2 separate regions of the Homo sapiens genome follow, and region 2 is linked to region 1. Evidence: read pairs that join two places in POLR2A ChIA-PET (ENCODE). Cell type or tissue: Panc1. All regions are shown on one strand. Each heading gives the region's core, and the rest is flanking DNA. Links, peaks and the distances in the headings are about the cores only.

Evidence for each region. Peaks named below come from ENCODE experiments on the same cell type or tissue, not always from the same donor. Only the 100,000 strongest peaks of a DNase experiment are listed, where the experiment ranks them.
Region 2: POLR2A ChIA-PET joins it to region 1 with 22 read pairs; 3 of 35 experiments call an interaction of 5 or more read pairs at or near these places.

The regions. Positions count from the first base shown.
Region 1 is chr17:81,857,410-81,863,184 of GRCh38, forward strand. P4HB (prolyl 4-hydroxylase subunit beta) reads right to left here and starts at 3,126. Exons shown (of 11, transcript NM_000918.4): 1 at 2,918-3,126; 2 at 1,772-1,978. The coding sequence starts at 3,062. It overlaps LOC124904086 (a long non-coding RNA gene), which reads left to right and starts at 3,701. Exons shown (of 2, transcript XR_007065950.1): 1 at 3,701-3,730; 2 at 5,754-5,775. RefSeq lists silencers at 2,717-2,816, 3,027-3,246. In Panc1, for the core only: no CTCF peak of the experiment used is centred there; a DNase peak (open chromatin) is centred at 3,472; H3K4me3 peaks cover 3,941 bases; H3K27ac peaks cover 3,306 bases.
Region 2 is chr17:82,063,538-82,069,312 of GRCh38, forward strand. DUS1L (dihydrouridine synthase 1 like) reads right to left here and starts at 2,267. Exons shown (of 14, transcript NM_022156.5): 1 at 2,076-2,267; 2 at 1,286-1,532; 3 at 589-697. The coding sequence starts at 1,522. RefSeq lists an enhancer at 907-1,635 and silencers at 1,859-1,908, 2,199-2,268, 2,279-2,338. In Panc1, for the core only: no CTCF peak of the experiment used is centred there; no DNase peak of the experiment used is centred there; H3K4me3 peaks cover 2,079 bases; H3K27ac peaks cover 2,161 bases.

The sequences.
Region 1 (5,775 bases), core at 407-5,406:
AAGTGCTGGGATTACAGGCATGAGCCACCGCACCCAGCCTGTCCTCTGCGTTATCTAAATTTTCTTTGACATGTACATCCATCAAACACATGTTCTCACCCAGGAGTCTGACAGCAGGCCTCATTTTAGAGAGGTGGACAGTAACTCAAAACTCAGTGCCAGTTTTCTACCTCTGGGAACAGGCTGACGCCCCGCCCACCTGACTCCCGCGCCTCCTAACTTATCCCAGGCGTTTCGGGAGTTCTCGCCAATGGCCCACCCTCCATGCCTCCCAGACCAGGAAGAAGATGACACACTTTTATGCCACCAAAGGCGGTCAACTGACAGGAAAGAAACTTCCTCCTCCTGGGAGACTGAGGCTAAGGAATGATGCCTCTCCTTTTTCCCTCCTAGAACTTGACTCCCTGGTCCGAATCGGGAAAACCCCATTCAGATGTAGAAGGATTCCACCAGTGCTAACAAGACGGTCACCAGTGACAAGTGGATTTAGGAGTGCTCATCTCATCTGCAAACCTGAGTGTTAGTGACAGAACCACGGTGACTTTGGACAGAGCACTTCCCGTTCCAAAAGTGAACATGAGTAAAAAATGAGAACATCAATCACGCCTGTAATCCTAGCACTCTAGGAGGCCGAGACGGGTGGATCACGAGGTCACGATCGAGACCATCCTGGCCAACATGGTGAAACCCCGTCTCTACTAAAAATACAAAAATTAGCCAGGCGTGGTGGTGCACACCTGTAGCCCCAGCTACTCAAGAGGCTGAGGCAGGAGAATCACTTGTACCCGGGAGGCAGAGGTTGCAGTGAGCAGAGATCGCACCACTGCACGACAGAGCGAGACTGTCTCAAAAAAAAAAAAAAAAAAAAAAAAAGGAAACATCAAAACAGCCAAGTGAGAGGCAACCACAGAGCTGCTGCCACTAGAACAGGACAGGGCACACCTGCTTAAGGGGACAAAAGGAAACATCAAAACAGCCAAGTGAGAGGCAACCACGGAGTTGCTGCCACTAGAACAGGACAGGGCACACCTGCTTAAGGGGAGAACCCTGCTAACACTGGAATGAGCTGCTTTCGGGCTACCCACCATGAGCATCTGACATGCCACAGAACCGGTTTTATAGACGAGTTTTCTTTTGCCACCGTCACTGATCTGGCTACACAGGGGCTCGGCCTCCACTACGGCAGCTTCAGAGGCGGCAGACGAGCAGCTGAGGGCCCGTGCTACAGACGGAGCAGGGCGGGCTTGGATTCGAGGTCTGCTACCGACAGGCTCGATGCTGTTACTCAGCTGCTCTAAGCCTCAGCCCTTTGTCTGGGAAAAGCCCGCCTCACAGAGAGGATGCGAGGAGAAATCACGCAAGCACGTGACGCGGCAGCTGGCACGCTACACACGACAGCTAGCAGGTGTCACCCCGAGAGCTACAGCCATGCTGCTGCTCCTAGGAACAGGGGGCAGCACAAACAGCCCATGTGGCCAGAAAGGCACCAGTCTCCCTCTCCTCGCTGGTCAGTCTCCAAACAGACCTCAGCCAGCCGCCCCCAGGATGGCACCAGACAAGACAGGTTCTCCATTCGAAGGTTCTTCCAGGATGAAAACTCCTCACAAGACCCTCAGGGCACAAGTGGACAGAGAACCCGGCCTGAGGAACGGGATCCCTCCAAGCCTCTGGAACCCGGCCTCCCCACCGCTCAGACAGCTGCCCCTGCCCTTCCAAGTCGGCAGGCCAGTCCCTCTCTAAAGACAGTTCAAGGGCAGTGCCACAGCCACACCTGTATATTCCTTGGGGGAAGCCGTGTCTCCATTCCTGAAGAACTTGATGGTGGGATAGCCGCGCACGCCGTACTGCTGGGCCAGGTCAGACTCCTCCGTGGCGTCCACCTTGGCCAACCTGATCTCGGAACCTTCTGCCTTCAGCTTCCCAGCGGCTTTGGCATACTCAGGGGCCAGAGCCTTGCAGTGGCCACACCAAGGGGCATCTGGAAGCGGAAATGAGATGCTAGAAAGCAGCCTTGATCCCTAAAGCAGCCTTGATCCCTCAGCAGTGCTTCCCTTTTTCCTCTGGCATTTCCCTTCATAAAAACCTTATCTACTCACCAAGATAACCCCTCCTAACGCACAAGGCTGAGCTGATAGCCTGGTGTTCTTGGGCAATATCAGGACAGAGGCCGTGAACGACAAACTACCACCAACCAACACCAGCCCCCACTCTGCTATGTCACCATCAGCACAGCCAGACAAACCTTTCAATGGTTGCTGACTTCTTATTCCCCACAGGCAACTAAGGCAAGGATCTCCCCTAGACTTTCCCTTTAAGACTACAGACAAAAGTGAAGAAGTGACCGTGGCGGCCTGTACCAGCACTAGCTGTGAGTATGAGATGCACATCCGTGCACACAGACCCTGAGTTGCTTAGGGTGAGAATAAGACGATCTGTCAATAGAGTTAGCAGCTGTGTCAGGCACAAGGTTCCCACCCCAGGGACAGAGCTCAAATCCTTATGGACGTGAGGAAGGCTTGGGATTCTCCTCTGAGACACCATCGGAAGGACTGCTGTGGCAAGCTGAAGGTGGGGTGGGCAGGAGCGGGGCGCCTTCCGGGTCGGCCCCCGGGGAGGACTCGGCAAGGCTGGACACTGGCTTGCTCTGTTTGCTCACACAGGTCGATCCTGTTCTTCTCGCACTAACAGGAAGATCCTGCCGTGCGCAGGGCGGGCATCGGGACGGCCCCCCGGCTCCCAGCCCGGCTCTCACCCCCAGGGAGCCCCTGACATGGCCCCCAAGGCGGGCAGCAAGGGAGCCCTTCAGTTCCGGGCGCGCCGGGGGTCCCGACCCCGGGGGCTGCCGGGCCGTGCCTGCGTCCCAAGAGCCTGGCTCAGCGGCCCCGAGCCCCGCCCGCCCGCCAGGCCCGGCGCTCACAGAACTCCACCAGCAGGTACTTGTGGGCCGCCAGCGCCTCCGCGAAGTTGCTTTTCCGCAGCACCAGGACGTGGTCCTCCTCCTCGGGGGCGTCGGCGCGCACCAGGGCGGCCACGGCCAGGCACAGCAGAGCGCGGCGCAGCATGTCGGACACGGATCAGGCGGGGCGCTTCGGTTGGCGCCGCCGGGACAGCGGGGGCGACGAGAGCGCGCGCCGGTCCCGGCCTCGCCTTTATAAATCCTGGGTCCGGGGCGCGCCTGCCCCCCCGCCCGCGCGCGCTGGCCGCGGCGCGCACGCGCCGCTGGGGCCCGCCTTCGATTGGCCGGCGGACTTCGAGGCTCGTCTTTGCCGCTCTCGGATTGGACACTCACACCAGGCCTGGCCCCGGATTCGGAAACGCTCCTGAGTGCTCCCTGGCCTTCGTTCGGGATTGGCCGAGGACCTCGCGCTCGCTGTCTTTCTTAGCCTCTCATTGGCTCCCGACAAGAACTTTTTCTGCCTTGGCTTCTAATTGGTGGCTTTCGCCTGCACCTTCCACGGGTCTGGAATGGCTGCCCCTTTCGGTAGCACGGACTCTGCGCCTCCTGATTGGCCAAGGGATGCGCGCACTCTGCGCGTTCCTTCGTCGAACGTGGCAGTGGGGAGGAGTTCCCAGTTTAGGGGCGGAGCTGCGGCTGCGCTTCCGAAACCCCTCGTGTTGCATTCTGACTGGACCGCGTACCCAACTGGCACGCCCCCCGGCCCCCGGACCGGAAGTTGGGGTGACGCAATTTCCGGCGCGCGTGTCAAGCGTGCGGCGGCGGCCGTGGAAGGTGGGGTTGGCCGCCTAGGGTCGGCGGTGGGCTCGGTGTGGGATAGCCGGCCCGGTCCGACGCGCTCCGCGAGGTCACGCGAGACACTCACCGAGGCATGGCGGCAGGGCCTGGGCATGGGAATCGTGCGCACAGTGCGAGGAAGCCTCGGAGGGGATACGAGCACAGGGCGGGTGGTTAGGAGAATGGGGCTGGAGAGACGGGCGGGAGGGGCGGGACCTGGGCCCCGGGGACCTGCCGGCTCCCAGGCCCCAGGAAGACGCTGCTCATGCGTGGAGCGGCCGCAGGAAAGGTACTCCCCGCTAAGGCCTTCAGGGAGCGGCCCTTTGCCCTGTGCGATCTCTTCCTTCCTTTCCCACGGGTTGCCAAATCCTGTGACGCTGCCCCTTCTCTGGTGCTTCTCAGATGCTCTGGTCGGCTCAGGAGACCTCGCAGCTGTTACACAGCTGTGGAAATACCCTGGGCGCTGCTTCACTCCGAAGGCAGCAGCTGGGTTTGCCTCCCGACTCGACCCGCCACCGAGGCTCCTGAGCACTTGAAATATGGCCAGTCCACCTGAGACGGGCTGTGAGTGCGCAATGCACATCAAACTTCTAAGACTGAGTGTGCGGGGCCGAGTGCGGTGGCTCACGCCTGTAATCCCAGCACTTTGGAAGGCCGAGGCGGGCGGATCACGAGGTCAGGAGTTCGAGACCAGCCTGATCAACATGGTGAAACCCCCTCACCTCCCGTCTCTACTAAAAATACAAAAATTAACAGGGCCTGGTGGCGCGCGCCTGTAATCCCAGCTACTCGGGAGGCTGAGGCAAGAGAATCGCTTGAACCCAGGAGGCAGAGGTTGCAGTGAGCCGAGATCGCGCCATTGCACTCCAGCCTGGGCAACAGAGCGAGACTCCATCTCAAAAAAAAAAAAAAAAAAGTGTGCGTGTAGGGGCTGGAGGACAGAAGGTACAGTATTTCGTTAATAACTTTACATTGACTACTACATGTTGAAATATTCTGTATGCATATGTTGGATTACATAATAATATTGAGGCCAGGTGCTGTGTGGCTCACTCCTGTAATCCCACCACTTTTGGAGACCGAGGCAGGAGGATCCCTTCAGCCCAGGAGTTCGAGACCAGCCTGGGCAACATAGTGAGACTCCCGTCTCTACAAAAAATAAATTAAAAAAATTAGCCAGGCACGGTGGTGTGCACCTGTGGTCCCAGCTACTTGGGAGGTGGAGGTGGGAGAATCATTTGAGCCCAGGAGGCTGAGGCTGCGGTGAGCCATGATCCCACCACTGCACTCCAGCCTGGGCGACAGATCGACACCCTATCTCAAAAAATAGTAAAAAAATGTCCTTTTTTTAAAATTTTTATTTTTTATTTTTTTGAGACAGAATCTCACTTTGTCATCCAAGCTGGAGTGCAGTGGGCGATCTCGGCTCACTCCACCTCCCGGATTCAAGCGATTCTCCTGCCTCAGCCTCCCGAGTAGCTGGGATTACAGGCATGCACCACCATGCCCAGCTAATTTTTGTATTTTTAGTAGAGACAGGGTTTTACCATGTTGGCCAGGCTGGTCTCGAACTCCTGACGTCAGGTGATCCACCCGCCTTGGCCTCCCAAAGCGTTGGGATTATAGGCGTGAGCCACCGCACCAGGCCTCCTCTTCTATCTTTTAACGTGGCTTTTAGAAACTTTTAAAATTACATAGATGGTCTGCATTTTGTTAGTGTTGGACACTGGCAGCCCTCCGTCTCCCTCACTGCCTGGAATCTGCTGCTCTCCTTTTCCCCAGGTGCCTGCCCTCTCCATTCCTCCTCACTTTCCTCCGCTGGGAATCGGCACCGCCACTGATTTTAAAGTTGAAACTTGGCAGGCAAAAGGGAGGTACTCCCATGTTAAATGTATACACATTGACTGCAATAGTATCCTGACTTTTGAAATGGTAAAACGTAGAGTAAGTTGCTTTTGTACTTTGAGAGTTTCTGTTTGTTGATCAGTTGTTCCTGAGAACATGCTTCTCCTTCCGACAGGGAACTCCCTCCACTAGAATAT
Region 2 (5,775 bases), core at 501-5,500, 210 kb after region 1:
CCTGGCTGGCACCTGTGTTAAGGCTGGTGGGGCCGAAGCCTTGCACCCCCTCTGCACCCTTTCCTGCATCCACGCAGGCCAGGAGCTGCCCTGTCAGGCGGGACACAGGTCCCCAGAACCAGCAGTGTCTCCAGTTGGGGCAGTGGGACAGTCAGAGCAGTGGTTTGTCGGCATCAGACTCAGGGGCTCTATTTGCCCAGCTGCCTAAGCTCAGAAGGTGCTGAATGGAACCCCCACCCTGCACGGTCTGGAACCAAGTAACACCTCCTCAGGGGCCCGGTGAGGTAGCAGGCTCAGCCCCACACACAGCAGTGCAAGGGGGTAATGGGGACCCTGTATCAGCAATCATGTTTATGCAGAGGGAGCTCCCTGAGGGAAGAGAGAGCCAGTAGGGCTCGGCCCCTAGCCCCCAAGGCCTGAGGACAGCCACCCTCCAGAGGCGGAGCACAGAGGACAGCTGGCTCCAGCCTGAGCCACTGTCACGACAGAGGCAGGGCCTGCCGTCCTCCAAGCTCACCACACCTGGGGCTGCACTGAGCTGGCTCTGGCCCCTGCCCCAGGTGCCCCCATGCTCCACATGGAGCTCACCTCTCTTGGCTATCATCTGTGGGCAGCCCAAGTTCAGGTCAATGGCGTCACAGTAATCCTGAGCCAGGAGAGCCGCCTGAACAAACACCTCCGGGTCATTGGCACAGAACTGGAGAAGATGCAGGAGTCAGCCACGGGCCCAGCCAGGCCCTAGTCCCTTGCTGCCCAGCCCTACGAGAGGTCCAGTGTGACCCCATGAGGGTGTGGGCCCAGGTTCACTGCAGGAGGGTGCTCTGTCCTGCGGAGGCTTACAATATGACAAAGCCGGGAGGAGTCCCCAAGCCACCCGGATTTACAGATTTTCTTCTGAACTGTGGCAGAAGCCACAATCACTGACTTCTGAAGAGCAGAGCCATCTCCACTGGTTCTGAAGAGGGAGTGTGAGTGTGAGAGGCAGCAATCCAGAGGCCCCAGCAGGGCTGCAAACCTCACAGCACCCAGGCTGCCTGAGCCACTCCTAGAGAATGGGGTTGGATTCTGGCAGGTGCACCTGGCAGCCCTGGCTCCACCACAGGAATCACTGCTGTGGCTACGTGGACTCTACATGCCTGGTGCCACCTTCTCCCTCTCCTCCTGGAATTGAGCTGTCTCTGGAAAGGCTGAAAGTGATGTCCCGCCACAGAGAGAAGGGTTTTTCCCCAGGCATTCCAGGACCGGGAACCCAACCGCGGCCGCGGCCACAGCCCCTCCTGCGCACCTGCACGATGAGGGGCCGGTCCTCGGGGCACACCTCGCAGTACAGGTTCTCCTTCCGGTAGTTGGCGTCGCGGACAAAGACCTGGGCATGCAGCATGGGCGTGTAGCAGAGCTGTGCCCCGTGGCGCCGGCTCAGCAGCCTCCAGGCCAGCTCGCTCTGGTCCACCATGGGGGCCACGACGTGGCGGGCCCCTCGCAGGGTGCGGCTCCAGAACTCGAAGCCCTGCAGCTTTGGCATCGTCTCCAGGCTGGGGGAAAGGCGCAGACCCGGGGTTCAGCCAGGCCCAACGAGGGGCTTAAGACTCAACTCAGAGGCAGCGGTCACCCTTCTAAGGCCGCTCCAGTACCACCGTTGGGTCACACGCGGGGGCACTAAAGGCGGGGGTCGGTGCAGGCTGGAGAACGGCCACTCCAGTGCCGCCACCTCCTAGCGGACCTCGGGGGAGCCGCTGGACCCCTGGGACTTGACCCTCCCTGGGGAGCGGGACTCGATGTCGGCCTGGTAGGGGACTGGCGTGAAGGGGGAAGAAACCTTGACGCCAGCGTCCCCGCGGGCCTGGCCCTGAGCAGGCCGCCCGGCGGTGAAGTTAGGACCCCCGGCCCCTTCCCGGGAGAATCGGCTCCGCGCCGGGCCAGGGGAAGGGCAGAGCTTCCTTCTCCGCACCCGGCCAGGCGGCCCGGCTGGCCCGAAACGCCACAGGGGCGCCCCTCGCGAGACTCCTCCGGAGCCACGCGGCGGGCAGCGTTTGCTGTGTGAAGTGACAGGAGCCCACACGCCTCCGCGTCCTCACCGCGCGAGGGCCCCGCCGTGTCCGCCGCGCGCCTTTGGCTCCGAGGGCGCCGGGTGCCGGTGTCCCGGGCCCGCCCCTCTCCGGCCTCGCCGCCGCCCGGGGCCCCTGCAGCTCCCGGGGCGCCGCGAACGCCCGCACCGCGCCGGGGCCGCCGCCGGGCCGCAGCCGGGCCCAAGGCTCCGCGCCGCCACCGGAAGGTGCCCGGTCCTGCGCGGTCCGGGCGGCCCACGGTGCGGCGGGAAACGCGTTCCCCGGAAACCGCGCCCGGCTCCGAGGGGACCGGCGACGAGAGGTCGCGGCGCGGGGTCGGAGGTCAGAGGCTGAGGTCACCACCGTACCCGTCAGGCCGTGGCTAGAGAGGGGTCGGGGCTCGCCGGGACTCACCGACAGCTCGCTGGAAACGAGGCATGTGGAAATTGGGCCTCGCTGAGGCGCACATAAGGCCCGGGCCGCGGGTAGACCGTGGGCGCTGAGGCCCTGCGCTGCCCAGCCCCCAAGTTCGCATTGGGGGCTTCATCCCGTTATATCCTAAAGCGGCCCCAGAGCCCTGCCTCGAACCCACTCACCTGCCGCCTCTGAAAGCCACTCACTTTCCGCCGCTGCGTTGCGGAAAATCACCCTCCAGGGACCTTCCTTGCCCGCCCTGGGTTTCCGCAGCCGCCAGCCTTCGATCGACTTTCCTACCCGCCGTGGACCCTCCTTGGGTTATTTCGAGCTGTGGGGACCCACTGGGAACCCCAGAGTGGATGTGAAGGTTATTTTAAACTGAAGGCATTTGAGACCCAACAGATGTAAAAAGCAGCTTTGTCAGAGCTTTCCATATCTGAGAGCGAAGCCCGAAGTTGAACCAGGACATTCAGTACCTAAAACATGTGAAATCTCTTGGGCCCCCGGAATCACTAAGGAAAACTCAGGCTGGAAGCTGCTCAGGGCAAACCTGCCTCCCGCTCTATTCAGAGTCACCCTCTGCTCGCTGAGATAGATGGATATCTGACTGACTCCTTTGAAAAGGCTCATCAGAAGGCTGGGCGCGGTGGCGCACATTGAGACCAGGAGTTCGAGACCAGCCTGGCCAACACGGTGAAACCCTGTCTCTACTGAAAATACAAAATTAGCCAGGTGTGGTGGTGCGCCCCTGTAGTCCCAGCTACTCGGGAGGCTGAGGCAGGAGAATCGCTTGAACCTGGGAGGCGGAGGTTGCAGTGAGCCGAGATCAAGCCATTGTACTCCAGCCTGGCGACAGAGCAAGACTGATCAAAAAGGAAAAGAAAAAAAAAAAAGGCTAATCAGAAACTCAAAACAATGTAACCGTTTGTGTATCACCTATCTGTGACCAGGAAGCTCCCTCCCCGATGGCTTTTGCTTTAAATTGTCCCGCCTTTCCAGACTGAACCAATTTTTTTTTTTGAGACGGAGTCGCTTTCTGACCCAGGCTGGAGTGCGGTGGCGTGATCTCGGCTCACTGCAACCTCCATCTCCCAGGTTCAAGCGATTCTCCTCCCTCAGCTTCCCAAATAACTGGGATTACAGGCACCCACCAACACACCCAGCTAATTTTAGTATTTTTAGTAGAGATGGGGGTTTCACCATGTTGGCCAGGCTGGTCTCGAACTCCTGACATCAGGTGATCCGCTGGCCTCCCAAAGTGCTGGGATTACAGGCGTGAGCCACCGCAGCTAGCCGCTATGTTCATCTTACATATATTGATTGATGTCTCATGTCTCCCTAAAATGTATAAAACCAAGCTGTGCCCCAACCACCTCAGGCACATGTTGTCAGGACCTCCTGAGGCTGTGCCATGGGCATGTCCTCAACCTTGGCAAAATAAACCTTCTAAATTAACTGAGACCTGTCTCAGATTTTCTGCATTCACAGATAGAACAGCCTTGGTGGTCTTCAGAGGTGGCCAGATGTCCCTGGTGGACTGCAAGGTTGGGTGCACACTAAGGAAAGACAGGCGAGGGCCCCAGCTGTCCACCGCCCTGGCTGAACGTGAGGCTTTGTACAAGCAAAAAGTAAAAGCCAAGTCCAAATTGTAAAAACTACCTGAATTCCAAATGCAGCCACAACCCACACACAGCGCCATCAGCAGAGGCTGGAGGCCCTACTGGTTCAGAATATTTAAGCACAGTATCGAACCAGTAATTGTAAAAGGTAAAAGATTTTTTTTTTAAGACAGAGTCTCGCTCTGTCACCCAGGCTGGAGGGCGGTGGCACGATCTCTGCTCACTGCAAGCTCCACCTCCCAGGTTCAAGCGATTCTCCTGCCTCAGCCTCCCGAGTAGCTGGGACTACAGGTGCCCGCCACCACACCCGGCTAATTTTTTGTATTTTTAGTAGAGATGGGGTTTCACCATTAGCCAGGATGGTTTCGATCTCCTGACCTCATGATCTGCCCATCTCGACCTCCTAAAATGCTGGGATTACAGGCATGAGCCACCACGCCCAGCCCAGATCATATGAATCTTTTGCCTTTTAGCCGGGCGCGGCGGCTCATGCCTGTAATCTCAGCACTTTGGGAGGCCGAGACGGGCGGATCATGAGGTCAGGAGATCGGGACCATCCTGGCTAACATGGTGAAACCCCGTCTCCACTAAAAATACGAAAAAAATTAGCCGGGCATGGTGGCGGGCGCCTATAGTCCCAGCTACTCGGGAGGCTGAGGCAGGAGAATGGCATGAACCCAGGAGGCGGAGCTTGCAGTGAGCCGAGATGGCACCACTGCACTCCAGCCTGGGCGACAGAGCGAGACTCCGTCTCAACATAAATAAATAAATAATAAAAATATAACTTATGGTGTATAACTTGTAACTATAAAGAGGTTATAATATATAGAGACATATAATTATATGAAAAATGCAGCAAAAAGGAAGAGGGAAGGGAATTATATTGGAGCAAAGTTTCTGTGTTTTACTGGAATTAAGTATTAATCTGAAGAAGATTGTGATAAATTACGATGCTTGTTGAAATCCCCATAGTAATCATAAGAAAATAAATACATTATATAGGCCAGGCACGGTGGCTCACGCCTGTAATCCCAGCACTTTGGGAGGCCGAGACGGGCGGATCATGAGGTCAGGAGATCAAGACCATCTTGGCTAACATGATGAAACGCCGTCTCTACTAAAAATACAAAACAATTAGCCAGGCGTGGTGGCGGTCCCCTGTAGTCCCAGCTACTTGAGAGGCGGAGGCAGGAGAATGGCGGGAACCTGGGAGGCTGAGCTTGCAGTGAGCGGAGACTGCGCCACTGCACTCCAGCCTGGATGACAGAGCGAGACTCTGTCTCAAAAAAAAAAAAAAAAAAGAAAATACATTATATTATATATAAAAGAAATTAAAATGGTACAGTGGAAAATATCCATTTAACACAACAAAGGCAATAGCAGAACAGAGAAATAAAAAAATACATACGAAATACATAATTTTTGTAAAAATACAGAAATTAGCCAGGCATAGGGCTAATTTAGTAGAAACCCCATCTCTACTAAAAGTACAAAAATTAGCCGGATGTGGTGGCGTGAGCCTGTAACCCCAGCTACTGGGGAGGCTGAGGCAGGAGAATCGCTTGAACCCAGGAGGGGGAGGTTGCAGTGAGCTGAGATAGCACCACTACACTCCAGTCAGGGTGACAGAGCAAGACTCTGCCTCAAACAAAACAAAACAAAAACTAAACAAAGAAAAAAAACTAGTGGCATAT